Linked DNA regions of Homo sapiens: region 2 is linked to region 1. Evidence: read pairs that join two places in POLR2A ChIA-PET (ENCODE). Cell type or tissue: Panc1. All regions are shown on one strand. Each heading gives the region's core, and the rest is flanking DNA. Links, peaks and the distances in the headings are about the cores only. Region 1 has its middle 44 kb from the start of FTH1. Region 2 overlaps DAGLA (diacylglycerol lipase alpha).

Evidence for each region. Peaks named below come from ENCODE experiments on the same cell type or tissue, not always from the same donor. Only the 100,000 strongest peaks of a DNase experiment are listed, where the experiment ranks them.
Region 2: POLR2A ChIA-PET joins it to region 1 with 5 read pairs; 2 of 35 experiments call an interaction of 5 or more read pairs at or near these places.

The regions. Positions count from the first base shown.
Region 1 is chr11:62,004,465-62,019,532 of GRCh38, reverse strand. It overlaps the pseudogene RPS2P37. Among named protein-coding and RNA genes, the nearest start is that of FTH1, 44 kb to the right of the region's middle. RefSeq lists an enhancer at 5,612-6,112. In Panc1, for the core only: no CTCF peak of the experiment used is centred there; no DNase peak of the experiment used is centred there; H3K27ac peaks cover 871 bases.
Region 2 is chr11:61,741,276-61,755,261 of GRCh38, reverse strand. It overlaps DAGLA (diacylglycerol lipase alpha), which reads right to left. Exons shown (of 20, transcript NM_006133.3): 19 at 13,913-13,986; 20 at 8,261-11,730. The coding sequence ends at 10,773. It overlaps MYRF (myelin regulatory factor), which reads right to left and starts at 2,626. Exons shown (of 27, transcript NM_001127392.3): 1 at 2,472-2,626. The coding sequence starts at 2,517. MYRF-AS1 (MYRF antisense RNA 1) reads left to right here. Exons shown (of 4, transcript NR_026882.1): 4 at 817-1,233. RefSeq lists silencers at 2,477-2,576, 2,697-2,836 and enhancers at 5,514-6,375, 7,236-8,097. In Panc1, for the core only: no CTCF peak of the experiment used is centred there; no DNase peak of the experiment used is centred there.

The DNA.
Region 1 (15,068 bases), core at 7,241-9,740:
GGAGTTCTCAGTCCCCTTTGGGTAACCCAGTCCTGGGGGCTGAAAGCATGACTGCTTCCCAGGAGACTGTGCTGGCTTTGGGGCCTTTGTTCTTGGCCACAGGCCCCATTATTCTCAGATGCTTTTCTTTCTGCTTGATCATCTTCTTTTGACCTCATCTTGGTTACTGTTCATTACCCTCATGTTTCCCCTCACACTTCCCTTTTGTCTCTAGCTTTCATCTCTTCTCCTCTCTTACCTCTTTCTCAGGTTTGAATAACATTGTGTCAATCTGCCCTTTCTTCCCCCTTCTCTTTTCTCTGACCTTGAATCCCAAGGCCATATTGGAACTGGAGCTAGGTCTATGCAATATCACTTCTCCTTCCTTTCTAGTCCCATGTCCCTCCCCCTCCAGGAAGCTCCTGCTTACCAACACTCCTGACATGGCTAGTACTTTTTTTTTTTTTTTTTTTTGAGACAGAATCTCACTACAGTGGCAAGATCTCAGCTCACTGCAACCTCCGCCTCCCAAGTTCAAGCGATTCTCCTGCCTCAGGTTCCTGAGTAGTTGGGATTACAAGCAGGCGCCACCATGCCTGGCTAATTTTTGTGTTTTTAGTAGAGATGGGGTTTCATCATGTTGGCCAGGCTGGTCTCGAACTCCTGACCTCAGGTGATCCACCTGCCTCGGCCTCCCAAAGTGCTGGGATTACAGGTGTGAGCCACCGCGCCCGGCCGCTAGTACATTTTTTATTCGTGTTTCTGTCTCTCTAGGAAGACTCTTTGCTCCTTAAAGACAAAGGACTACATTTTCAGGGTTTAGAATCGACGTGGGCAGATGGGAAATAAGTTTGGGGCTGTAAGTGAATGAATCAGTTAGACATGCCTTCTCAGATTCCTCCTGCTACAATCACTTGCTGCCTGTCCTGTGGCTGGCTGGGTGCATGCTGTAGTTTCTCCTAATAAACTGTAAGCTTCTAAGAAGAGTAGGGCATGGCATTGCCAAAAGGACATAGTCTGTCCCCTCCAGAACCCAGCACTATTGCAGAGCAAGTGCCCAGCCAACAGCTGCTGAATTGGCTTGGAGGTCAGAAGCCACTGTGACCTCTAGGCAGCAGAACAAGGAACTTGAGGGGATAGGGTGAGGGATTAGAACCCTTGGGTGTCTAGCCGGGCGTGGTGGCTCATGCATGTAATCCTAGCTACTTGGGAGGCTAAGGCAGGAGAATTGCTTGAACCTGGGAGGTGGAGGTTGTGGTTAGCCGAGATCGCACTGAGCCGAGATCGCACTGAGCCGAGATCGCCATTGCACTCCAGCCTGGGCAACAAGAGCAACAAGAGCGAAACTCCGTCTCAAAAAAAAACAAAAAAACAAAAAAAACCTCGGGTGTCAACCTTCTGGAAAATCAGCCTTTTAATTGGCAAGTCCCAGAAGAGGAAGCCTAGGCAGTTAGACCCCAGGCCACGGTGATAGGGTGCTGATACCATGCAGGGCAGGGCTCTTGGTGCCTCGAGGCTTTTGCATCTTTACTTCCTGCTGAAGTTAGAGAGAGCTGACTGGACTTAGTACAAGCATAGGAGTGGGGATCCAGGACTCAGGAAGGCCAGCTCTGCCATCCTGGGTCAAAGAGATGTCCTCCCTGGACGTCTGGCTCCCGCTTTAAGAAATCATATCAGCCAGTCATGATATGGCTCACGCCTATAATCCCAGCTATAATCCCAGCACTTTGGGAGGCCGAGGTGGGAGGATCACTTGAGCCCGGGAATTCGAGACCAGGCACTGCAACAAAGTGAGACCCCATTTCTTCAAAAAATAAAATAATTAGCTGAGTGTCATAATGCATGCCTGTAGTCCCAACCGCTTAGGAGGCTGAGGTGGGAGGATCACTTGAGCCCAGGAGATTGAGGCTGCAGTGAACAACAATGATGGCACCACTGCATTCCAGCCTGGGTGACAGAGTGAGAGCCTGTCTCAAAAAAAGAAAAAAAAGCAAAGGAATAATGGCGGCAGTCCACCATCTTGTCTTGCTGCTGTCCGAGACTCAGACATGGCTTCTAAGTTCCTATTAAACGTTTCTTTCTAAGAAACTAGATTGGTCAGCCTCTTTCTTTGGCCTTTCAGCTTCCTTAGACTCTGGGGATAGGTTTGCAAAGGCCTGCCCCCCACAGAGCATGTGGCAAGCCAGCTGGGCCAGGAGCTGAGAGATCAAGAAATGGGTGAAGGGAATGAATCATCCGTCTGGGAAATTGTAGGGTCCAGCCCCACAGGGTCGGTGGGCTTCTCCCTGTGTGTGGCGACGAGAGAGTATAGAAATAAAGACACAAGACAAAAAGATAAAAGAAAAGACAGCTGGGCCCCGGGGACCACTACCACCAATTCACGGAGACCGGTAGTAGCCCTGAATGTCTGGCTGTGCTGTTATTTATTGGATACAAAGCAAAAGGGGCAGGGTAAAGAGTGTGAGTCATCTCCAATGATAGGTAAGGTCACGTGGGTCACGTGTCCACTGGACAGGGGGCCCTTCCCTGCCTGGCAGCTGAGGCAGAGAGAGAGAGAGGAGACAAAGAGAAAGACAGCTTATGCCATTATTTCTGCATATTAGAGACTTTTAGTACTTTCACTAATTTTCTACTGTTATCTAGAAGGCAGAGCCAGGTGTACAGGATGGAACATGAAGGCAGACTAGGAGCGTGACCACTGAAGCACAGCATCACAGGGAGACGGTTAGGCCTCCAGATAACTGCAGGCAGTCCTGACTGATGTCAGGCCCTCCACAAGAGGTGGAGGAGCAGAGTCTTCTCTAAACTCCCCCAGGGAAAAGGAGACTCCCTTTCCCAGTCTGCTAAGTAGCGGGTGTTGTTCCTTGACACTTTTCGCTACCGCTAGACCACGGTCCGCCTGGCAACGGGTGTCTTCCCAGACGCTGGCATCACCGCTAGACCAAGGAGCCCTTCTGGTGGCCCTGTCTGGACATAACAGAAGGCTCACACTCTTGTCTTCTGTTCACACCTCACTATGTCCCCTCAGCTCCTATCTCTGTATGGCCTGGTTTTTCCTAGGTTATGATTATAGAGCGAGGATTATTATAATATTGGAATAAAGAGTAATTGCTACAAATTAATGATTAATGATAATCATATATAATCATATCTAAGATCTATATCTGGTATAACTATTCTTGTTTTATATTTTATTATACTGGAACAGCTCGTGTCCTCGGTCTCTTGCCTCAGCGCCTGGGTGGCTTGCCACCCACAGGAAATCTCAGGGTGGTCAATCACTTTCTTTCTTTTTCTTTTTTTTTTTAAGACAGGGTTTCACTCTGTTGCCCGGACTGGAATGCAATGGCGCCATCATAGCTCACTGCAGCCTTGCTCTCCTGGGCTCAACTGATCCACCACTTGTACCACAGGTGCTAATTTTTTTAATTTTTTGTAGAGACGGGAATCTCACTATGTTCCCCAGGCTGGTCTTGAGCTCCCAGGCTCAAGGGATCATCCCACCTTGGCCTCTCAACGTGCTGGAATTTCAGACATGAGCCACTGTGCCCGGCTGGTCCGTTGCTTTTATGTGGAGTGGTGTGGTTCACCTTTTATATGCTTGTAGACCACCATGTGACTACGGAGATGCCCTGAAAATGCCAGTGGCTTAGAGTCATTGTTAACTGAGAGCCGTCCATTGCACAGTGATAAGAAAGGGCAGCCAGCAGTCATTTTGAGACTAGTGACCTGAGTTCAGGCAGACCCACATCTGAGCATGGTCCAGCCTCAGGGTCCAGCACTTCCTTTCACTTTCGTTTTAACTATCACAGATGGCAACAACCAAGGGATTATATGTTTATTGTGGTTATTAGGGTTTTTGTTTGTTTGTTTCCAGATGGAGTTTCACTCTTGTAGCCCAGGCTGGAGTGCAATGGCGCCATCTCGGCTCACTGCAACTTCCGCCTCCTGGGTTCAAGCGATTCTCCTGCCTCAGCCACCCCAGTAGCTGGCATTACAGGCACACGCCACCACGCCTGGCTAATTTTGTATTTTTAGTAGAGACGGGGTTTCTCCATGTTGGTCAGACTGGTTTTCAACTCCCGACCTCAGGTGATCCACCCTCCTCAGCCTCCCAAAGTGCTGGGATTATAGGTGTGAGCCACCACGCCCAGCCGTGCTTGTTAGATTTATAAACCAAAAATAAAATCTTAAGCCCCCAACCAACTGAATAGACCCTCTTGGCCAAGGTGACCCCAGAAAAACCTGAAAACCTGAATTCCTGACCAGGACAGGAAGGAAGGCCAGACATGCCTCATAGACCCTCTCCCTGTGGAGTTCAGTGAAAAATTATGCCAGGGCAACAGATATATCTCTGAGACCTGTGGTTACCAAGAAGGTAGCCAATGTCAGGGAAGGCAAAACCAACTAACTACTAACACCAGAGAGCACAGTGTGAAGCACTGTTCCATTATGTAGATCATCAAATCTACAAACCCGCACTCTGTAGATTTGTGTCATCAGCTCCCTGAGGAACCTTCACTAAAATGGATTGTGAGAGTATCTATTGGAAGCAATATCTTTGGTTTTAAATGCTGTACAGTGGAAAAAACATGTTTGTGTTACTGGAAAGGGGTCCCAATCCAGACCCCTAGAAAGGGTTCTTGGACCGTGCCAGTCCATAGAGTATATTGAAAACAAGTTTATTAAGAAAGTAAAGGATTAAAGAATGGCTACTCTATAGACAGAGAAGCAGCTTGGGCTGCTCGACTGATAATACTTATAGTTAATTATTTTTACTCTGTCACCCAGGCTGGAGTGCAATGGCTTGATCTCAGCTCACTGTAACCTCCGCTTCCCGGGTTCAAGCGATTCTCCTGCCTCAGCCTCCCGAGTAGCTGGGACTACAGACGTGTGCCACCACGCCCGGCTCATTTTTGTATTTTTAGTAGAGATGGGGTTTTACCGTGTTAGCCAGGATGGTATCGATCTCCTGACCTCGTGATCTGCTTGCCTCGGCCTCCCAAAGTGCTGGGATTACGGGCCTGAGCCACCACACCCGGCCTATTACTTCTTTTCCGGGAGTTTTCCGGGAAAGAGGTGGACAATTTCCAGCACTGAGGGTTCTTCCCCTTTTAAGACAGTATAGGGTATACTTTAAGACAGTGTAGGTATAGTATAACTTCCTGATATTGCCATGGCATTTGTAAACTGTCATGGCGTTGGTGGGATGTCTTTTAGCCTGCTAATGATTATAATTAGCGTATAATGAGCTGCGAGGATGACCAGAGGTCACTTTGTTGCCATCTTGGTTATGTTGGGATTTGGCTGGCTTCTTTACTACAACCCATTTTATCAGCAAGGTCTGTGTGACCTGTATCTTGTGCTGACGTCCTATCTCATCCTGTGACTTAGAATGGCTAACTTCCTGGGAATGCAGCCCAGTAGGTCTCAGCCTTATTTTACCCAGCCCCTATTCAAGATGGAGTTGCTCTGGTTCGAACTCCTCAGCCTCCTGAGTAGCTGGGACCACAAGCGCATGCCACCACGCCTGGCTAATTTTCTTTGTATTTCTTGTAGAGCCAGACTAGTCTCAAACTCCTGTGCTCAAGCCATCCGCTTGCCTCAGCCTCCCAAAGTGATGGGATTACAGCCATGGGCCACCACACTGGGCCTTGTTATTGTTATTGAGAGCATCCACCCAGGGAAGAGGCATGAGCTTTCTTCCTGGTTCATCTCCAGGAGCAGGGAAAAGAGAGAATTTATAGCCCCAGGGCCCTGTGGGCAGATTCTTTCTTGGCTCACTCTACAGAAGGTTCCAGGAAAGCTGGCGGGCGGGGTGCACACTGGGCATTTCCCTGCAGCTCAGCCTCCCAGGGAGCCAGGGAAGACTCCTGAGAAAAGCCTTTCCAGCGTGCAGGACTACCAGCGCTCCGGAATCCCTCCTGCGGTGCCAAGCCTGGCCTCCATGCTGACTGCCCCATCAGCGGAAAGCAGGAAGCAATGGGGTGATGGGGGACTTGGGGGAGTATTTGGCAGGTGGGGAGGAAGGGGTCAGCTGGCAGCAAAGCCACGGTCCTTGGAACTTGGATCCTTTCCTTACTCTGCATTGCTCACAGCAGAATCTTACTACCCCCCCCATCCCCACCCCCACTGGACCTAGCCCTCAGGAAGCCACATGCCTGGAGGACTCTCCTGTTAGATTGGATGCTTGCAGACTGGGCACTTGCTGACTCCTGGCTGTGACACAAAGCCCTCTATTGCTCCCCCTGGGTCCCTCACCTGCCAGGATTTACTCACGTTTCTGAGAAGAAGCTCAGAGGCCAGGGGACCTGGGGCAGGAGGCTCCCTGTGAACACAGAGAGTCCTATTCACGGATGAGGGCTCAGAGTCCTTGCCCTAAGGGAGTTGGTTGGGGCACTGGGACACACAGGCAGTTCGTGGCAGAGCAGGGACTGGAGCCAGGTCTGTGATCTGAGTCACCACCCATGGCTACTGCTGTCTTCTTCCCTGCCCACCAGTGCCCATCAGTGTTAGGGAGAACTCCCTGGTTCAGGAGAGGCATCTTGTGACTCCTCATGCAGCCAAGGCCTGGGACCTGGGGCCAGGGAAGATCCTCAGGCTCTGTCATGGAAGAGCGAGTATTGGCCTTACCCCAAGACTTCTCTGCCGGAAACTCCACTCCTCATCCCCAGCTCAACCCCCAGGCAGAGGGACTTTTCTCCTCCTCCACCTGAATCTCCAGTTCCAAGAAACAAGAAGCTGGCTCCAAAGGAAGACCTCCCCTTTTTCGATGCCCTGTTTATCTCTAAAGTGGACATGATTGATGGCACAGGAATGCATTCAGCTGCAAGTAACAGAAAACATGACCAACAATGTGGGAGAGACATAGATGTTTACTTTGCTCATGTAAGAAGATGACAGAGCTTCTTCTCCAAGAAAACACCAAATGGCAGATGACACAGTGCAGTGGGAGGCCCAGAGGCCCTGGGATGAGGAACAGTGGCAGCTTCTGCAGAGGCTTCGGCACTGGCATCTGGGGCTGAGGTCACGGCCAGGGTTGGAGCCAGGGGCATGAGAGCTCCAAGGCTATGGAGCTCTCAGAGGCAAGGCTGAGGATAAGGAGTGGATGCCCGTCACCAAGCTGGGCCGTCTGGTCAAGGACATGAAGATCAAGTCCCTGGAGGAGGTCTATCTCTTCTCCCTGCCCCTCAAGGAGTCTGATATCATTTACTTTTTCCCTGGGGTCTTCTCTCAAGGATGAGGTTTTGAAGATCATGCCAGTGCAGAAGCCGACCTGCGCTGGCCAGTACACCAGGTTCAAGTCATTTGTTGCCACTCGACTACAATGGCCACCTCATTCTGGGTGTTAAGTACTTCAAGAGGTGGCCACTGCCATCCAAGGGGCCATCAACTCTCCACGGTCCCTGGGCACAGAGGCTACTGGGGGAACAATATCGGCAAGCCCCACAGTGTCCCTTGCAAGGTGACAGGCCACCATGGCTCTGTGCTAGTGCACCTTAACCCTGTGCCCAAGGGCGCTGGCATCGTCTCCCCCGTGATGCCCGGTGCCCAGGAAGGTGCTGATGATAGCTGGTATCGATGACTGCTACACCTTGGCCAGGGGCTGCACTGCCACCCTGGGCAACTTTGCCAAGGCCAGCTTTGATGTCATCTCCAAGACCTACAGCTACCTGACCCGACCTCTAGAAGAATACTGTATTCACCAAGTCTCTTTACCAGGAATTCACTCACCATCTTGTCAAGACCCAGACCAGAGTCTCTGTGCAGAGGACCCAGGCTCCAGCTGTGGCTACAACATAGTGTTTTTATACAAGAAAAAGTTAATTAAGCCTTTGAAAAAAACAAAACAAAAAAAAGACCGGGCATGGTGGCTCACGCCTATAAACCCAGCACTTTGGGAGGCTGAGGTGGGTGGATCACTTGAAGTCAGGAGTTCAAGTCCAGCCTAGCCAACATGGTGAAACCCTGTCTCCACTAAAAATACAAAAATTAGCTGGGTCTGATGGCAGGTGCCTGTAATCCCAGCTACTTGGGAGGCTGAGGCGGGAGAATTGCCTGAACCCGGGAGGTGGAGGTTGCGGTGAGCTGAGATGGTACTACTGCACTGCAGCCTGGGTGACACAGTGAAACTCCATCTCAAAAAAAAAAGGAGAAGAAAAGACAGGGCTCTGGGCTATGGTCATTCTGGTTCTTTTAGGTTTCCCCTCATGGTTTCATGATGGCTGCAGCAGCCCCATACACCACATCCTCACAACATGTTCAGATGCAGGAAGCAGGGAGTGATACCAGGCAAAGAATTTTCACCTCCCAGCTTTGATCTTATCAGCAAAGAAAGACTGTTTTCAAGAAGGTCTCAAGAGGTCTCCTGACCTCTCCTCACAGCACTGGCCAAACAGGGGCTATAAAGTCTAAAGTCCTCCCTGACAAAGACAAAGCCAGGACATATCCGGCCATCCCATCCTTTACAGTGAGTGGAGGACAGGAAGAAAGGTTTTGGGACTGATTTGGGTTTAACCAAACAAAAGTACTTGCCACAACTGACCAGCTCTAGGAATCCTGGTTTTGAGCAACTAGACTTGGGAACAAATGTAACACAAGGCTAATCCTCCCTAGCTTCCTGACAGTTTCTCTCTAACAGAAGACAAGTAGATCCTCACTGGTGTTCTCTCCAAGCTAGAGTCCTAACCACTGTGAGAATCCATTCCACTACTGTTCCACAAATAAGCCACGAGCGCAGGGGTTAGATCTGAGGCTCTTTTTTTTTTTCTGTCTTTTGTTTGTTTTGTTTGTTTTTTACTTTTTAAAATTAATTATTATTATGATTATTATTATTATTTTTATTTTTTGAGACAGAGTCTTGTTCTTGCCACCCAGGCTGGAGTGCAATGGTGTGATCTCGGCTCACTGCAACCTCTGCCTCCCGGGTTCAAGCGATTCTCCTGCCTCAGCCTCCCAAGTAGCTGGGATTACAGGTGCCTGCCACCACGCCTGGCTAATTTTTGTATTTTTAGTAGAGACGGGGTTTCGCCATGTTGGCCAGGCTGGTCTGGAACTCCTGACCTCAAGGGATCCGCCTGCTTCAGCCTCCCAAAGTGCTGGTAGGCGTGAGCCACCTTGCCCGGCCATGTTTTTAATTTTTTTAGAGATGGGGTCTCACTCTGTTGCCCAGGCTGGAGGGCAGTGGCACCAGTATAGCTCACTGCAGTCTCAACCTCCTGGGCTCAAGCAATCCTCCCACCTCAGATTCCTGAGTAGCTGGGACTTCAGGCATGCACCACCACACCCAGCTAATTTTTTTTTTTTTTTTTTTTTTTGAGACAGAGTCTCGTTCTGTTGCCCAGGCTGGAGTGCAGTGGCGCGATCTCTGCTCACTGCAAGCTCCGTCTCCCGGGTTCACACCATTCTCCTGCCTCAGCCTCCCAAGTAGCTGAGACTACAGGCACCTGCCATCATGCCCGGCTAATTTTTTGTACATTTAGTAGAGACGGGGTTTCACCATGTTAGCCAGGATGGTCTTGATCTCCTGACCTAGTGATCCACCTGCCTAGGCCTCCCAAAGTGCTGGGATTACAGGCATGAGCCACCGCACCCGGCCCAAAACGTTTTTTTTTTTTTTTTGAGATGGAGTCTTGCTGTGTTGCCCAGGCTGGAGTGCAGTGGCATGATCTCGGCTCACTGCAACCTCTGACTCCTGAGTTCAAGTGATTCTCCTGCCTCAGCCTCCCAAGTAGCTGGGATGACAGGCACCTGCCACCATGCCTGGCTAATTTTTGTATTTTTAGTAGAAATGGGGTTTTGCTATGTTGGCCAGGCTGGTCTTGAACTCCTGGCCTCAGGTGATCCACCCACTTCAGCCTCCCCAAAGTGCTGGGATTACAGGCGTGAGCCACCGCGCCCGGCTAATGTTTTATTATTTATAGAGACGATGTCTAGCTGTGTTGCCCAGGCTGGTCTCAAATTCCTGGACTCACACAATCCTCTTGCCTTGGCCTCCCAAAGTGCTGAGATTACAAGTGTGAGCCACCACAGCCAACCAACTTTTTCTTTTATATTGAGGCAAAATTCACATCCCATAAAATTTACCATTTTGGCCGGGCGCAGTGGTTCACGCCTGTAATCCCAGCACTTTGGGAGGCCGAGGCGGGCAGATCACGAGGTCAGGAGATCAAGACCATCCTGGCTAACATGGTGAAACCCCGTCTCTAGTAAAAATACAAAAACATTAGCCAGGCGTGGTGGTGGGCGCCTGTGGTCCCAGCTACTCGGGAGGCTGAGGCAGGAGAATGGTGTGAACCTGGGGGGTGGAGCTTGCAGTGAGCCGAGATCACACCACTGCACTCCAGCCTGGGTGACAGAGCGAGACTCCGACTCAAAAAAAAAAAAAAAATTTTTTTACCATTTTAACCAAAGTGTAGAATTCATTTTAAAGTGTAAAATTTATACATTCAAAATGTTGTGCAACCATCACCACCATCTCATTCCAGAACATTTTTATCTCCCCAAAAGGAAACTCCATACCCATTAAGCAGTGACTGCCATTGTCCCTTCTCTCCAGTTCCCCAGCAACCACTACTCTGCTGTCTCTATGGATTTGCCTATTCTGGACATTTCTTTTTTTTTTTTCTTTTTTTTTTGAGACAGAGTCTCGCACTGTCACCCCAGCTGGAGTGCAGTGGTGTGATCTCGGCTCACCGCAAGCTCTGCCTCCCGGGTTCACGCCATTCTCCTGCCTCAGCCTCCCAAGTAGCTGGGACTACAGGTGCCCACCACCACACCCAGCTAATTTTTTGTATTTTTAGTAGAGACGGGGTTTCACCGTGTTAGCCAGGATGGTCTCGATCTTCTGACCTCCTGATCCACCCGCTTCGGCCTCCCAAAGCACTCGGATTACAGGTGTGAGCCACTGCGCCCAGCCTGGACATTTCATATAAATGGAATCATATGATATGTGGGCTGTTGTGTCTGGCATCTTGCATAGTTTCCAAGATTCATCCATGTGGTAGCATCTATCAATACTTCATTATTTTATGGTTGAAGAAAACTCCATGAAATGAATAAATATAGCATATTTTGTTTACCCAATCACCAGTTGATGGGCATTTGGGTTGCTTCAAACCTTTGGGTATTACACATAATGCTACTATGAACATTCAAGTACCAGTTTCTGTTTTCACTTCTTTTGGGTATATACCTAAGAGTGAAATTGCTGGGTCATATGGTAATTCCACAGTTAAGTGTTCGAAGACTGCCAAAAAGTTTTCTACAATAGCTGTACCATTTTACCAGCAATGTATGAAGTTTCCAATTTCTCCACATCCTCACCAACACTTGTTATTTTCAGTGTTTTTAGTTATAGCCATCCTAGTGGGTAGGGAGTGGTATCTCATTGTGGTTTTTTTTTTTTTTTTTCAAGACGGGGTCTTGCTCTGTTGTCAGTCTGGAGTGGCACGATCTCGGCTCACTGCAACCTCTGCCTCCTGGATTCAAGTGATTCTCCTGCCTCAGCCTCCCGAGTAGCTGAGACTACAGGTGCGTGCCACAACGCCCAGCTAATTTTTGTATTTTTAGTAGAGACGGGGTTTCACCATGTTGGCCAGAATGGTCTGGATCTTTTGACCTTGTGACCTGCCCACCTCAGCCTCCCAATGTGCTGGGATTACAGGCATGAGCCGCCACATCCAGCCCTCATTGTGATTTTTATTTGCATTTCCCTAATGACTGATGATGTTGAGGACCATGTTTATTGACCATTTGCAGATCTTTTGCGGAGAAATGTACAATCAAGTCCTTTGCTCATTTGTTTGTTTGTTTTTTGAATTGTTGAGTTCTAACAGTTCTTTACGTATTCTGGATCCTAGACTCTTATCAGATATATGACTTGCAAATATTTTTCCCATTTTTGGGTTATTGCTTCACTTTCATGATAGTGGTCTTTGATGCACAAAAGTTTTAGATACCAATGAAGTCCACTTTTTCTTTTGTTACTTGCTTGTGCTTTTGGTGTCATATCTAAGAATCCATAGCCAAATCCAAGGTCATGAAGACTTAGCCCTATGTTTTCTTCTATGAGTTTGGTAGTTTTTAGCTCTTACATTTAGATATTTGATCCATTTTGAGTAAATTTTGTACATAGTATGAGGTAAGGGTCCAACTTCTTTCTTTTGAACATGGATATCCAGTTGTTCCAGCCTGTTCCAGCTCCATTTATTGAATGACTGTGGCCCCTCCAACTTTTTTTTTTTTTTTAGATGAAATCTCGCTCTGTCACCCAGGCTGGGGTGCAGTGGCGCATTCTCGGCTCACTGCAGACTCCACCTCTCGGGTTCAAATGATTCTCCTGCTCAGCCTCCCAAGTAGCTGGAATTACAGGCACCTGCCACCACACCGAATAATTTTTGTATTTTTAGTAGAGATGGGCTTTCACCATGTTGGCCAGGCTGGTCTCAAACTCCTGATCTCAGGTGATCCACCCTTCTCAGTCTCCCAAAGTGCTGGGATGACAGGCGTGAGTCACCGTGCCTGGCCTGTGGCACCCTTTTTGAAAGTTAATTGACCTTACGTGTATAGGTTTATTTCTAGACTCTAAGTTGTACCTCATTGATCTACACCATTAATTTCTAAGGCATTGGAGAAAGAGGCAAATGAACACAGGTCCAACTCTTTAGAGAAACAAATTTAATAAAGCAAAACACTCTTCTCCCTGGACTACATTGGCCTGGGCAGAATATTTGGGGTTCATGATAGATTTTCAGTCAAAATATCTTATCTAAATTTTTTTTTTTTTTGAGACTGGGTCTCATTCTGTTGCCCAAGCTGGAGGGCAGTGGCATGATTGCAGCTCACTGTAGACTCAGTCTCCCGGGATCAAGCGATCCCTTTACCTCAGCCTCCCAAGCAGCTGGGAGTATAGGCATAAGCACCACATTCAGCCTTATCTGAACTTTGAACATTGGTATGACCTTGGTTCCTTTTTCTTTGGAGACGAAGTCTCGCTCGTCGCCCAGGCTGGAGAGCAGTGGCACGATCTCGACTCACTGCAACCTCCATCTCCCGGGTTCAAGCAGTTCTCCTGCCTCAGCCTCCCAAGTAGCTGGGACTATGGGTGCGTGCCATCACAGCCGCCTAATTTTTTTTTTTTTTGAGACCCAGTCTTGCTTTGTTGCCCAGGTTGGAGTGCAGTGGTGAGATCTCTGCTCACTGCAAGCTCCGCCTCCCGGGTTCACACCATTCCTCTGCCTCAGCCTCCCAAGTAACTGGGACTATAGGCGCCCACCACCATGCCCAGCTAATTTTTTGTGTTTTTAATAGAGACGGGGCTTCACCATGTTAGCCAGGATGGTCTCGATCTCCTGACCTCGTGAACCACCCGCCTCGGCCTTCCGAAGGGCTGGCATTACAGGCGTGAGCCACTGTGCCCGGCCAATTTTTTGTATTTTTAGTAGAGACGGGGTTTCACCATATTGGCCAGGCTTGCCTTGAACTCCTGACCTCAGGTGATCCACCTGCCTCAGCCTCCCAAAGTGCTGGGATTACAGGCGTGAGCCACTGCATCAAGCCCCTTGGTTCCTATTTTATTCCCAGAAGAGAAACTCTTCTGGGGAGGTGGCCATCCACACGCTGAAAAATGGCTTCTCCTTTTTAATCTTAACCAACTGTCCAAGTCAGAGAAACACAAATTCACGCTGTAAAGTCTTGGCCTAGGAGTCACTTCCCCTGGGGAAGCTGGTAGCCCCCCATCTTGTCAGTGCCCTTCCTATCAACCCCTCAGTAAGCTCTCCTAAAAGAAAAAGGCTGTGAGTCCAATTATATGGTTTGTGGGAGAGAAAAACCCTTGGTCCCCTGGGTGGTAGCAAATGGAGGACACTTAAAGGCTGGCAGTTGGTGTCTGGGGAACAGTCTGGATCTCCTATACTCCACGACCTACAGATTGCAGGCAGCTGGTCAGGTGGAGTCAGGCAGTCAGTTCTCCCATCCCCCGTCCCAACCCCCGACATCATGGGACAGAAAAAGCTGGCACCCGTGGGTGGGAAGAATTTCAGAGAGAAAGAGGGAGATTGAGCAGAAGAGGGAGGCTGCTTGCAGCCCTGAATAACATCTTTCTTTGCATATTTTCTTCCTCCAGAACAGTTTGGAGGCACAGTCCAGCTGCTGCCTTGGCTTTTGATCAGAATGATTACCCACAGGCCCATCCTTTCTTAGCACTGTTAGAGAACAGAGAGATGGCACTGGCTTCCAAAGTGTCCCGCGGGTGTCTTTTCTGCCTTTTTCTATCCTTCCATCCATTCCTGTGGGTTCTCGGGCAGCTGCTCATTTGAAAGAGAGGAGAGAGACATTTTTTTGTTTGTTTGTTTTGAGACGGAGTCTCGCTCTGTTGCCAGGCTGGAGTGCAGTGGCACGATCTCGGCTCACTGTAACCTCCGCTTCCCAGGTTCAAGCGATTCTCCTGCCTCAACCTCCCGAGTGGCTGGGACTACAGGCACATGCTACCACCATGCCCAGCTAATTTTTGTATTTTTAGTAGAGATAGGGTTTCACCACGTTCGCCAGGCTGGTCTCGATCTCCTGGCCTTGTGATCTGCCTGCCTTGGCCTCCCAAAGTGCTGGGATTACAGGTGTGAGCCACTGCGCCCAGCTGAGAGACATTTTTTAAGAGCAAAATCCATGCATGGCCAGGCCTCGGAATCTTTCTAAGGCCTCCTAGACTCTCAGGGGACCCACCATGGCAGTGGCACTGACATGCAGCCCAGGGTTGTGGTCCAAGGAGGGCTTATGAGCTGACTCAGAGGAAGTAAGCTTGTTCTTGGCTGCAGGGCAAGACTAGCCATGGAGGTGGGCTCTGGCCAGCTGGTCTGATATTCTTGCTGGTCCTGACTTTCATTTCCTCTGGAAATCCCGCACACTTGACCACAGAGGCTTTTGCAATATGTGTGTATCCTAATTCCCCTGGGGTTTTTCTCTTTTTGTTTTCTGAGGAGTGGGTCCACTTCAGTAAAATTACACACAAAGTTGGAGCTTTCTGTTCCAGGAAGGCAAAGGTTACAATTCTAGCAAGCCTAACACCCAAAAACACAAAACGCTGAAACCAG
Region 2 (13,986 bases), core at 9,044-11,543, 270 kb after region 1:
CCCCAGCCCACCACCGGCACAGGGCAGGACCCAGCACCTATGCTTGGTGTGTGCCCAGGGAGGGGGACCACGTCAGGTGAGGGGGCGCGCTGTGCTGCAGCCCCTTCGGTAAAACCCTTTCCCAGTCTCCCAGCCCAGAGCCGAGAGCACAGGGACTGCTACCCACTGTCCAGAGGGATGACCAAGGCCAAGTGGGGACCAGGATGAGAGCTCAGGTGTCCCCAGCCCCAGCCCCGAGTGTGACAGCACTCAAGAGTGACGCAGCCACGGCTCAAAAGCACAACTTCCCGCTCCCTCGCACTTCACACACTCACAAGCACACCAGGCCCTGCCACTCCCAGGCCTTCTCTCACACCTACAGTGGGTCCCCCACATGGGCCTTCCCCTCCCAAGTGGCCTGGAGACCCTAGGCCTCAGGGGCCACCCACACCTTCCCCCATCGCAGGGGCTGGGAGCTGTTTCCAGCCCAGCCCTCCTAGACGGGCAGCCTCACACCCCTCCCCTGCTCCCCACAGACATTCTTGAGTCTCCTCTTATCTCTCTGGAGGGAGTAGCGCAGCCTCCCCCCGCCAGGCCGCTGCATGGCTAAGCCGTGGCGTCAGCCCCCACCCCCCAACCCATGGTCAGGAGGGAGCCAGGGAGTCCAGGCCAGCCAGGCCCACCCCTCTGCTCTCTGTCAGGGCCCAGCGTCCTGGGGCAGGCAGTGTGGAGGTCAAGGGAGCCTGGCCTGCGGGTCCTCTGGGTACCTAGCAGGCTCAAGGCACTCCAGACAGTAACCCAAGCAAGCACGAATGTCTGGTCCCCTCTTCCCTGAAGGTCTCAAACCGCGTCAGGCCCCTCGAGAGCTCCTATGGATCAACAGTGTCTGGGGAGAGCCAGAGCCCCGGGACAGATGCAGGGCTGCCTAAGACCCTCAGATGGCCCACCTGATGCAGAGTCAACCATTCAATCTAGTCCAAGCCTGAACTCTTGGGTTCTGGGTCTGTGGGGTGTCCAGAATCCTGGAGTGGGATGACTGAGGCTTAGGGGTGCCCCTGCCTGGGCTGCTCAGCCAGCAGGTGTGAACAAGGGTTCCTGCCTCCCAAGTCACAGAGGGAGAGAAACTGAGGCACCGGAAGACCTGCTTCTCTCCTCCACAGGACTCCACAGGAATCTGGGGCTTGAAACTTGGGCCTTGGTTCCCTGCCCTGTAGCCCTGATAGGTTCACACATGAAGGGAAGGTTCTCAATGCACCAAGGAGCAGGATGTGGCCTTAGGGACTAGAGGGAGCTCGGGGCAGGGGCTGGGCTCGCTGCATTGGTAGACAGGGGCACAAAAGGGGGCCAGAGGGTCTGGCTAGATGTTCCAGGGAGGTTCTGAGAAGCGGAGTGGGCTGGGAGGCAGTCAGCCAGAACTTCCCCTCCCCCTCCCACTGCGGTCCCATCCCTCCAGAACCCAGCACCAGGAGGAGTGGTGGCCCTGCAGGAGGGGCAGGGGTCGTCCAGGAAAAGACAGGGAGTTGGTTAGATGGAGGAGCAGACCTCCAAAACCAATGTAGGGGTGGGGGCAGAAGAAGATATTATGGGGTGTATGTCAATTCCACCCCAGAGGGCTCCTTTCGGTCAAGTGGGGGTGAGGTCACTCTTTGAGGGGGCGAGGTCAGAGAGGCACAGCTCCAGGGTTGGGGGGACATAGTGCTGAGGAGCCTCAGAGGGCTGGTGGGATGCAGTTCACAGCACTAGAAGGGTCTCAGAGAGCAGAGGTGACCGGTGGCAGGGATGTCAGCTTCAAGAAGGTTCCAGCCCCAGGAGAGCATGCTAGGGAGGGGGGTCCCAGCCCCAAACAGGAGAGCAGTCACTAGGCAGCATTGTGGAAAGCAGGTGGCAGTCTCCAAGGGGATCCAGGCTCGAAAGTGGTCCTACCCTCATGGAAGCACAGTGGGGAGGTCCCAGCTCCTAGAAGTCATGGGGGATGGCGCCAACCAGAAGGGCACACAGGGGGTCTTGGTCTCTAGGCGGGGGTCACAGATTCTGGGAAGCAGGCTGGGGTCCAGCCTCAAGAGGTACGGAAGGTCCTAGAAGGCACACCGGGGGTCTGGGCCTTGAATGGGGTTGTATCCCGCTTGGGGTTCTGGGGAAGCAAAGTAGAGGGTCCCCAGACTCGGGAAGTTTGCTGGGGGCGAGAGTGTCACAATTTAGGGAAAGTTCCGGGTCCTGGAAGGCTCAAAGGAGTCCGGACCTGGAAGGGGACACAGTCCCAAGGAAGCTGCGAGTTGAGGAGCGGGGAGGGGGAGCCCAACTTCAGCGGCGGTGGGTGGTAACCGCTGGGGGACTCCCAGCCCCGGGAGCCTGTCTTGGCGGGCTGGTGCCAGCCTGAAGGAGGGTCCCAGCCAGAGGAGGCGGAAACACAGCGAGGAGCCCCAGTTCCCGGGGAGATCAGCCGGGGGTTCCCAGCGCCAGAGGGTCGCCGCCGCCAGCCCGCGGTCTCTCACCTTCGAAGAAGCGCTGCAGCGCCTCCGTCTCGTCCACCACCTCCATGTCCCGCCTGCCCGGCGCACACTCCAGCCGCGGCCCCGCTACAGCCCGGCCCGGGGGCGCGGCATCGCCGGCGCGGCCCGCGCGACAGTCCCGGCTGGGCTCCGGCTACGGTCCCGCCCGGTCCGCCGCCGCGCTTGCCCCCCGCGCGTCCCTGGCCCGGCCCCTGCCCGCCCCACGCGCCCCGCCCGCCGCGCCCAGCGCCCCCTGCCGGCCCGCGCCGCGCCCAGCCCGGCCGCGGGCACCACGCTCCCGACTCCTGCAGGCGGCGCTCAGCGCTGGGCAGTCCTAGGCTTGCGGGGCGCGGGGCCGTCCCGGGTCGGGGGACGCGAGACCGTCCCAGGCTTGAGGGGCGCGGGGCCTTCCCGGGTCGGGGTGGGGGCGAAGGGCCGCTTGGCCTCTGTGGGGTCGGGACTGGAAGGGTGTGCCCTCGCCGTCCTCGCCTTCGTCTTGCACGGGACAAGATGTCACGATTCCGAATCCAAACCTCAGAGACAGCCCCCATCCCTCTCGTTAGCCACCCACACACCCCGCTCAGCAACAATAACAACCTGCATTTAGGGAACGTGTGTTATGTGCCAGGCCACACAGGCATTATCTCATGTACTCCTCACAGGCACCTTATCAAGGAGATGCTGTTGTTACCTGCATTTTACAGATGGGGAAACTGAGGCTCAATGCATTAAGGACTGCCAGGAAGCCCTGTCCTGTGGCTGTGATGATGGAAATGTTCCCTGTGTTGTTCAGTATGGTAGTCACTGGCCACAAGTGAGCACTGGAAATGTGCCTATTGAGACTGAGGAACTGATTTTTTCATTTTGTTTAATTGTAATTAAACAGTTACGTGTGGCTGTGGTATTGGACAATGCAGGTCTAAAAGCTCCTTTTTTTTTTGAGATGGAGTTCGGCTCTGTCGCCCAGGCTGGAGTGCAATGGCGCGATCTCAGCTCACTGCAACATCTGCCTCCTCGGTTCAAGCGATTCTCCTGCCTCAGCCTCCCCAGTAACTGGGATTACAGGCGCCACCACGCTGGGCTAACTTGTATTTTTAGTAGAGACGGGGTTTCCTCATGTTGGCCAGGCTGGTCTCGAACTCCTGACCTTAGGTGATCAGCCCACGTTGGCCTCCCAAACTGCTGGGATTACAGGCATGAGCCACCGCTCCCCGCCCTGCCTAAGAGTTTCAAGGTCATTAAAGTTCAGAGCCAAATCCTGGCTGCCCCGGGAATCCGAACTCTCCTTTGCCGTGGCCCTGTCTGGTATAATGAAACCTGGAGGTTCTAACTCGATATAAGTCCAGGATAAAGCGGTTGTCCTTGTGCCCCTGCCTTCACCCTTATGACTGACTGCCTCCACATCTCTGTCCTGCCCAACTTGCACAGCCTCTCGTCTCACTGATATCCCCTTCAGTTCTCCCAAATCACCCTTTCTGAAACATACATCCGATCATGTCATTCCTTTGCAAAACTAAGTTTCCCTTTGCACTCAAAACAATATCTGAATGTCTTGCTCTGGTTTCTCAGGCCCCGCCTCTACCACTGGCCTCAGCTCTTCCCCTCTCTCCATTGCTCACTGAATAACAGCCACCAAGACCTCCTTGCCATTGCTCAAACATGCAAGGCCTACACCTGCCACAGGGCCTTGGCACATGCTATTCCATCTGTTTACAATGCTTGTCTCCACATGGCTACTTCTTTGTAGCAGTTGGTCTCAGCTCAAATGTCATGTCCCCAACCAGCCTACCTAAAGCAGTTCTCCCTACCTAGGCCTTTCTTGCTCACCATGTAAAAGATTCCTATTTAGTTTCTGTTATTATCCTTCTTGCTCTAGAATGGAAGCCCTACGAGGGCAAGATATTTTTCTGTATCGGTCACTGCTATAGCTTCAACACCAAGAACATGACCTGGCACACAGTAGGTGCTCAATAAATGTGTTGAATGAATGTATGGTGGCATCTTCAAACTACCGAATCCAGTCAGGCTCCAGTGGCTCACACCTGTAATCCCAGCACTTTGGGAGGTTGAGGCAGGAGGATTGCTTGAGGCCAGGAGTTCGAGACCAGCCTGGGCAACATGGCAAGACCCTGTCTCTACAAAAAATTAAAAAATTAACTAGGCACGGTGGCACATGCCTGTGATCCCAGCTACTGGGGAGGCTGAGGAAGGAGAATCGCTTGAGCCCAGGAGGTTGAGGCTGCAGTGAGGCTGCAGTGAGCCATGTTTGCACCACTGCACTCCAGCCTGGGCGACAGAGCAAAACCCTGTCTCCAAACACAAACAAACAAACAAACAAAAATCTACAGAATCCTGGACCTCTGAAACCTTGGGAGCGGATAATTCTGGAATCCCAGACCTAGAGAATCATCCCGCTTCAGAGTGGCTCAACTTGAAGCCTCTCGGGACCCTTCAAGGCAGCACGTAAAAGCTGGAAAAACCTACCCCACCCAACCACTGTTTGACAAGCCACTAAACAGAGGCCAGAGGTGTGGGGGACTGCTGGCAGATCAAGATGCCAACGTAGCCAGCTTCGGACTCTCACCTCTGCCTTGCAGCATCCCCAGGGAGGGTGGGGCACAAGCCAGGCCACCCCGTGGGGATGGGGTGAGAGGCCTGGAAGCCGCTCCCACCCCAGCCTCCCTGTCAGTTCTCAGTGGCCAGCCGTGGGGGAGGGGCAGCCAATGCCTGAGCCCCAGATGTGGCCCAGTCAGCAGGCCCATGGTGGCCCGCCGAAAAGGGTCAATGCCACGACAGTTCTGGGGTTGGGGGAGGGGGTGCTGAGGCCGGCGGGTGCCTCACAATGAGGTTTTGTCCCTCTGGGGGCCGCTCTCAGAGCTGTTGCTCTTAGATATATAGAATGGGATTTTGCTGGAGGCCCCAGCTGTGTGTGCTGACCGCAGCTCCCTCACCGCCCCCGCAGGGGCTGGGCTGAGAGGGGGGAGAGGGGCCACACTGAGACTCCTATTCTTTTCCAGCTGATACACCCCAGAGGTTTTTCTCCCTCCGCAGACTCCCTTAAGACAATTGTTATTCTCCACCCTGCCCCTCCTCCACCCGGGGTCAGGCCTGCCTGCGGACAAAGTAGACACCCGCCTACACCACGCGATTCTGAGAAACGGATTTACATTACGAGTCGCCTGGGACCAGCCACAGAACCAGCTTCTCTACAAGCCTCCACATACCCACGGATCTTTCCTCCGTATCCCACATACTGCATAACTGACCATCATCTAAGTTCTCACCACCATCCGTTGAGCTACACATTGTCCCTGTCCTGGTCAGCAAGGGCTGGAGGTAGAAGGGAAGACTCGTACTTTGTCCCTAACGCCCCAACTCCATTGCATTATAATCAATTAAGAGTATAGATTATTCAATCTCTAGGGTAGCCTTGAAGTTGGAAGGGGTGGAATGGAGCCTCCTGTTAACCCTGTAGCAGCTGACCTGGCTAAGGGAGCTCAGGCCCTGCCATCTCCCCTGTTACACTAGGTCACTGAGCAAAGGAGCAACTGTCCCCAGGGATTTTCATCTCTGGACTGGAGGAAAGAGGTGGCTGAAATGTCCCAGACTCAAGGGCTCAGCCAAGAGTTGAGGCTGCCATCTGCCAACTCCATAATGAAGTTGGGTCCCAAGCAGCGCTGGGGCAGAGGCTGGGGCAGGAAGGTGGCTGGGCCGGTGAAAGTAGCCCAGGGGACTTGCATACAAGGACCTAGGGGGGCCCATCAATGGAGATGAGTCCTCATCTGTGCCCCTGGCTTCTCTACCGAGCCACAGTGAGTGAGGGGCTGAGATTTCAGCCCTAGCCCAGCAGACATGGCTGTCCCCTGTAGCCAGCTCCACCTAGTCCCCAAGGCCTGCCCTCTGTCCTCAGAGGCCTCATCTATAAAGCACACTCAGTATCCCTGCCTTACAGTGGAGGTAAAGTGCCAGGTCAGTGATCAGTAAATGGTGCCCTCTCCAGTTCCAATCAGCTCTCAGCACCCATCACTGTCCCTTGAGTGGGAGCAGGGCCAGGAGGAGGTGGTAGACCGAAGGCAGCACTGGGGAGAGGGATGCTGGCACCTGAGGGTTAATGGGTAATGGGCGTAGAGGCCAGCCCAGGAGAAGGTACAGCCCTGTCCTCCCCACCGTGGGACTCTCCTGGCCTCCTGTGGACCCACACAGCACTGGCATCAGGCCATTTCGCAGAGGAAGAGGAGGGCTCAAAGTGGGGTGAGTGTCAATCCAGCAAGCCAGTGAGGCTGGTGGTCCAGCTTCCCCGGACTAGGGCCCAAGGGCACACCTGAGTGTGGGGTCCTGCAGGGTAGACCCCTTCCTGACTGCAGGGGCACCGGGACAGGAGGGGGCTGCTGCAGGTATTGAGTGGAGCGTGAGGCAGAGTGCCTCTCTAGCCCTTCCCAGCACTGCCCTCTCAAGACCCTCCCCAATGCCACACCCTGGCTGCAGCCCCGGGCAAGCCACAGAGCCTCCCTGGCCTTCAGTTTCTTCTGCCTGTGCTGTGCTCACTGGACAGGATAATTTGCAGACCATTGAGACCACTGAGGGCAAAGAACCTCTGAAAGCCATCAGGTGTGGTGGAGGCCAGAGTCCTAGGCTGAGAGGCCCTGATTCTGGTCCCCAGTCTGTCCCCACCTCCCATGCGACCTTGGGCAGGTCTTCACCCTTGTTTGGCCCGTTTCTGCTTCTGTTCAGTGGCTGTGGGTGAAGACAGGCTCTAAGGCTGGGGGCATTCTTCTATCACTCTCCCCAGCCCCTCACCAAATAGAGCCACTGGACACTGGGGGCCGAGATGGGGGCAGGGTCAGGGGAAGGGAAAGGTCCGGTCAGCTTGGCTGGGTCAGTGCCGAGGCCAGACTCTGCGGCCAAGGCGGGACTGACTGGCTGAACAGCGCCACCTGCTGTGTAGAGGGGGCAGGCCCCACCACCTGGGCCTTCCAGCCACTCCCTAGGCCTCACTGCCCGGAAGCTATGCTGGCCTGGGGTTCCTGGGCTGCACTGGGTCTGGCCAGGTATTTTGCGCCCTCTCAGGAAAGCCCTCAGCAAAGACTTCTAGTGGCCCCTGCATTTCAGTGCTGTCCCACTGGGATCTTCCACCCCTGCCTGCCCTAGCTGTCTGCATTGTTGGGGAGGGAGGTGGGCATGGTCAGACTAGCCTGGTCCCCCAGTCGCCAGCTTGGCAGTCTTGGGCAGCTAATCCTCTCAGACCCCTCAGGGAGGAAGGGGAGGCCAGCAAGCTGTATCTTTCCAGGCTGTAGTATGAACGTGCACCCGCTGGTACATCTCTCACACAGGCAGGACTCCGCAAGTGGCTGCCCTCATTCACAGGGGGCTTCAAGGGTCTTCTACTCCCTCCCTGCAACTCAAAGTGTGGCCCCGGGCCAGGGCACTAGCCGAGCAGGAGCAGGTAAGAAATCTATACCTGGGCCCCACCCCGGACCACTAAACCCGCACCTGCATTTAGCAAGCGCCCCAGTGAGTCATGAGCACCGTGAACTTTGAGAAACGAAGTTCTAACCCAATACAGACAAAGGGCTGGACCTGAACCACCCAAACACACCCTGCGTCTTGTGGGTGAAACGGGCTCTGGTCCCAAGGAATCTGTTTCCCCCTTAGGCTTTCTGTTCCATCCAGGGAACAGTGGCAGAGGCCCCCCCGGCCCCCGGCCCCATGCCAACCCCCTGCTCTGCTGCAACCTCGACATCAAATTTCTACCCAGTCCCCACCTGATGCAAAGACATTCGAGGCAGCCAGCGTGCTTCTACATCCAGTTTATACACAGCTCTATACAATATACAGAAACCTTTATATACAGATATATTTATAGAATAAGCTATATTAATTTGTCTCTCCTTTTTACAGCAATATTAGTTTGGATCTTTCATACATTAAGTACAAAAAAAGTCTGGGGAGAATGGCACGTAAGAGAGTGCATGAGGGTCTGTGGGGCCCGGCTGCTCGCTACTGATTGCATATGGAGTCGCCCAGGCCCCTGGGAGGACAGGCCCGCGCACTTGTGCTGCAGGTCTGGGGATGGAGTGGGGGTCGGTCTGAGCCGAACGGGGCTGAGGGGGGTGGCTCAGACCCCCCAGTGTGGTATGGGGTGGAGGAGGGAGACGTGCAGCAGGCCCATCCTTCAAGGGCGAGGTGGGTAGGAGCCAGGTTAGGGGTGGGCTGCCCCTGGGTGCCCAGGATTGAGCCCAAGCCTGCCCCAGCCCCAAGCCTGAAACATGGTGTGGCTGCAGCCTTGGGGGTGGGGGGTCTGTCCCTGATGGCTCGTCCTGGGGTGGACGACATGCCCACATTAGAGGTCCCAGGACCCACCCTGGCAGAGGAGGAATTAAAAGGCCAGACATCAAGTCTCTCCCTGTGACTGGCCACGGTGCTTGTCAGATCTTTCATCTGAGAGTCTGTCTTGTTTTCTAAACTCTAAGAGCCACTGATTTTGTCTTGCTTCTGTGCTGGGCTGAAGCTCTGTATGCCTCAGCAGGGCCAGGGTGTCCTTGAGTCTGGTGAAGGCGGGAGTTACAGAGGATGAGGGGAGGCCCAGCTCCCTCTGTCAGGGTGGGCAGGGGCTCCCAGGACAGCCATCCAGGCCAGTCCCAGCTGTGTGGGGAGCCGGGGGCCAGAATTCAGGCCCCCAGGTACCAGTGATCATGAGAGGGAGGTCTCTTGGTCGGGGGAGCCTAGGCCACCCAGGGAGGCTGCAGGTGGAGCCAGAATGGGAGGGACCATGCCGCTGCAGAATGAAGGCACGAGCAGGCGGTCAGCCGTGCAGTCAGCGCCTCGGTACACACCAGTTTTCCAAAACGGGTCACAGCAGCAGGCGCGATGGGAACAGATGGTGCCTAAAGCTGAGCTTGTCCCTGCGACCCTGCCTCAAAGGCCCCATCATGCTCCCCTACCGTTTTCTTGGCAGGCTGGGAGGGGCAGCAGGCAGGCAGGGCAGGTAGGGTGGGCAGCCCCAGAGGCCCCTTCCTTAGGAACGGTGCACACTCATGCACATGCATACGCGCCAACACTAGCATGCACACCCTCCCACCCCGCTTCTGGGGAAACTCCGGGTCGCTATCTCCCTAACTGCTTCCCAAACCCAGCAGGGGAGGAAGCCCTATGGGGACCTCAGGCTAAACCGGGACTGCTCCCAGCCCCAGGCCCCTCCCTGGGCAGTGGACAGAGGTCTCCAGCCAAGGCCCACCATACCCCACTCTTGGCCCCACCTCCTACCAACAGGACATTGGGGGTGGGAGGGAGGAAGGCCTGCTCCCAGGAGGGTGCCCAGGCCAGCGAGGAGGGAAAGCTGAGGGGAACAGGGGTGTGTTGGTTCCAGATCCCAGGGCCCAGAGCTGCCTAGGCGTGGTGGGGGTGACACCAAGGGGTGAGGTGGGGCCCTCAGAGGAAGGGGGCTCTCAGTGCCTTCCTTCCACCCAGGGCACTGACTCTGCAGCTGGGGTGGTCACAGCAGTGCCCACCACCCTTTGGGTGGTGAGGATCCTTGGGGGTAGAAGGTAAGCCAGGAAGTAGCCAGCAGGCAGGGCAGGCCTGGGTGCCCAGGACCCATGGGCAGAGGAGGCAGCATGAGAGGCACAAGGCAGAGAAGGGGCGGCCCTGACCCCACCCTCCTCTGGCCCCTCCAGGCCCCTGGCTGCCTTGGGCCCTGCTCAGAGGACGGCTACTGAACACATGATTGGGCGGGGGGCTTGCAAGCCCAGAACACATCCTGAGCCAAGCCCAGCAGCTTCTGTAAACATGTACAGCACTGCAGGCCACCTCGGCAGGGGCACCCCAGGGGGCCGGCCAGCAGGCACCAGATCTGGGGGGTGGCCAGGACGATGCCGGCCTGGACCACAGATGAGAATACATGTGTCGGGGGGCACTGCTCTCCACCTGGCCCCTGGGAGAGCAGCCAGCAGGCAGTGATGGGAGGCAGCTTGCCCATGGCCTGTCCTGGAGCAGGGGGTGCCAGAATGCCCCCATGGAGGGCAGTCAGGCTGAGTGTGGCCCACCCAGCAGGCTGCCCAGGCTCCTCCCCACTCCACACCCTTCCCCATCTTTCCCCATCTGTGGGGCCAGATCCCAGCCACCTTGGCTCTGGGGGTCCTAAGCTGAGGTAGGGATGCGGACCCCCAGCTCAGCAGCGATGCCTGTGCCTGAGGCTAAACTGCCCCTGGGGGTCTGTCCTTAAAGCTGCCCGGCAGGGGGCAGGCACCAGGTGCCCACAGGGCCACCTGCTCCTGCCTGGGCCCGGCTGGCCACGCAACTGGGGTGCTAGCGTGCTGAGATGACCAGCTCATCTTGCTTGGCGGGGCTGGCTCCGTGGCCAGTGGGGGTAGAAGTCCGGATCTTGTCAGCCGCCAGGCATTCCTGGCTACTGAGGCCCGTGGGCGTCAGGTCCATGAGCTCACCCGAGGAGCTGAGCGGGAAGGAGGGCGAGAGTGAGATGCCCGAGGAGGGGTCGGCTGAGCCGGCAAAGAGCCGTGGGGGCTTGGGCACCAGGTTGGGCTCGAACTGGGCACGGAGCAGGATCTCTTGCTGGCTGGGGGACTTGGGGCCCTCAGCGTAGTCACTGGTGGGGCTCTCGGGCACCACCATGCAGTAGAGGTCTTGGAAGGAGCTGCTCTTGCTGTCCAGGTTGAAGAGGCTGTCGATGAACTCGGCGAATTCCAGCACCTGAGGACTGGGCGAGTCCCCCAGGCGCCCATTGTGCAGCGCCAGCTCCCCGCGGGAGGCCGGCCCGCCACCCCCACCGCCAACCTCTTCCTCCTCGTCATTGGCCGCAGCACTGGGGGGCCGCTCAGGAGTGACGCCGCCACTGCCCAGGGCCGCCTCCAGGGGCTGCGTGTCCTGTGAGTGCTTGGACAGGCTGTCGGCCGCCAGCAGCTCAGTGCGCGAGCTCAGGGATGGGTTTTCCTCGGGGATGGCAGGGTCAATGTAGAAGAGGTGGCCTTCATCACGCTCCAGCACAGCGTGGAGGCTGGGGGAGCCCCGGATGCTGCGGAAGCCTGAGGAGCGGCGCGAGTCGAAGCTGTACAGGGACTCAGTGTCCGAGAGGCTCTCCATGGTGGCCAGTGGTGCCCGCCGGGCCTGCAGCTCCGCCGCCAGCCGCTCCTGGGTAGACAGCAGCAGCAGCTCCACCGGGTCCTGGCGGGCCGCCGCCGCAACCACTGGCGACAGCAGCCGCCCCTCCGAGAAGCCCTCCAGGCTCATCTCAGACTGGGACTTGCTCCTGCAGAGGGAGAGGAGAGCAGGGGGTATAAGACTCAGAAGGGAGAGGGGACTGAACCCCAGCTCCCTGGCTAAAAGGAACTTGCAGGGAATAAAGGGTACAGTTCATTTAGCAGTTGTTGATGATGTGCAGCAGGGAATGCTTATTTTCTTTTTTTTTTTTTTTTTTTGAGACAGAGTCTCGCTCTGTCGCCCAGGCTGGAGTGCAGTGGCACGATCTTGGCTCACTGCAAGCTCCGCCCTGGGTTCACGCCATTCTCCTGCCTCAGCCTCCCGAGTAGCTGGGACTACAGGTGCCCGCCACCATGCCTGGCTAATTTTTTGTATTTTTTAGTAGAGATGGGGTTTCACCATGTTAGCCAGGATGGTCTCAATCTGCTGACCTGGTGATCCGCCTGCCTCGGCCTCCCAAAGTGCTGAGATTACAGGCGTGAGCCACCGCGCCCAGCCAGGAATGATTATTTTTTAAAAACAACTCACAAGAACCCAAGATAGAAGACAAAAGAGTTGATGCTGGGTTGAGCCGCGGGGTCCCTGAGGGGCTAAGGCCCTGCTGGCAGCACTAGGACTTCAGGAGTGCTGCTGGGGTTCTCTGCACCAGAACCCCTGTCATTGTACCAATGTGAGAATGAGGCTCTGATAGACTGGCTGCCCCAGATCACTCATGAGCCTGCCCCAGGTCACTCATGAGGCCACAGTGGAATGAGAGAGACAGAGGGAGGGAAGGAGGGAGGGAGGGAAGGAGGAAGGGAGGGAGGGAGGGAGGGACAGAGGGCAGCAGGGAGACAGGGAAGGGAGAGAGCCCTGCACATAGCTGCCCAACTGGTTCCACCCCAATCTCAGAGCCAGCAACCCTGGGTGCCACTCCCAGGGATCTCATCACTTCCTTCCTCATCCGGGTCTCCTCCTGTCTCCCATGGGCCGCAGCCCTCTGCTGGGTGGGGAGCCTAGTGCCCCTGGCTCCGCAGACCAGCCTGCAGGGAATGAGTGACAGGGCAGGGAGTGGGTGGCTTGCAGCAGTCACCGCAGCCGGAAATGGACACTGGCTTCTTCATCGGGTTGTGCAGCTGCCACAGGAAATGCACAAATGGCAGGGAGAGACGTCCAGTTGTCCCTACCAAGGGCCAGGAAGCAGCCTCTTGACCAGATCTGTGACCAAGCACACAGGGCCTGTGTGGGAAGGTCCTAGAAAGGCAGGACAATCCTCCCCTGGAAGGACTACCACTTAAGAGCCTCGCACCCCTCAAAGAGTGTGTGAATAGCAAGGGCGCTGTGGCCCCCATGTGCGTGCCCCTGTGAGCATGTGTGCACGCCTCTGTTCATGTGTATGAGTGTGTAGACCAGACGTCTGTGTATGTCAGCTGGCTTGTGTGTCTGGGTCTGTGCACAGGTGTATTCATGCATTTCCATGAGCACCTGCCTGTCCACATGTGTCCTTGTATATGTGTCTCCACCTTTGTCTTGGTGTGTGTCTTGTACATGTGCATGTCTGTAGGGGGTGACCTGTGTACTTATAACTAATAATTGTGTGCACATGTATGTGTGTAAGCTTCAATACAAATATGTAAGTAAATGGGTGTCCATCTGTTTGCGTCTAAGTGTGTAAGAGTGAATCTGTGCAGGCCGGCCATGGTGGTTCACCCCTATAATCCCAGCACTTTGGGAGGCTGAGGCGGGCAGATCACCTGAGGTCAGGAGTTCAAGACCAGCCTGGCCAACATGGTGAAATCCCATCTCTACTAAAAATACAAAAATTAGCTGGGCACGGTGGCAGGCGCCTGTAATCCCAGCTACTTGGGAGGCTGAGGCAGGATAATCGCTTGAACCTGGGAGGTGGAGGTTGCAGTGAGCCAAGGTCGCGCCATTGCACTCCGGCCTGGGGGAAAAGAGCGAGACTTCGTCTCAAAAAAAAAAAAAAAAAAAAAGAGTGAATCTGTGCTTTTGTGGCCCAGGGTTTGTGGGTCTGTGTGCCTCCCCTGGCTCATGTAGGATTCAGGGACAGCAGGCTGTGGGACAGCTGGAGCACAGCAAGAGAGCCCTAGAGCACAGAGGGTGAGTTTGACCCCTCCTGTGCACGTGTGCAGAGCTGAGCCCAGTGCATGCACAAAATGCATGTGCACACAAGTCTATGTGCTCTGAACCACACTCACCCTGGGGTGGGGCTGGGAGTGGCCAAGGCTCACCTGACGCTGCTGTTGCGGTGGTCTGCAGTCGGCAGCTCCAGGGCAAGGCCAGTGGGCATGGGCGGCCCCGTGGG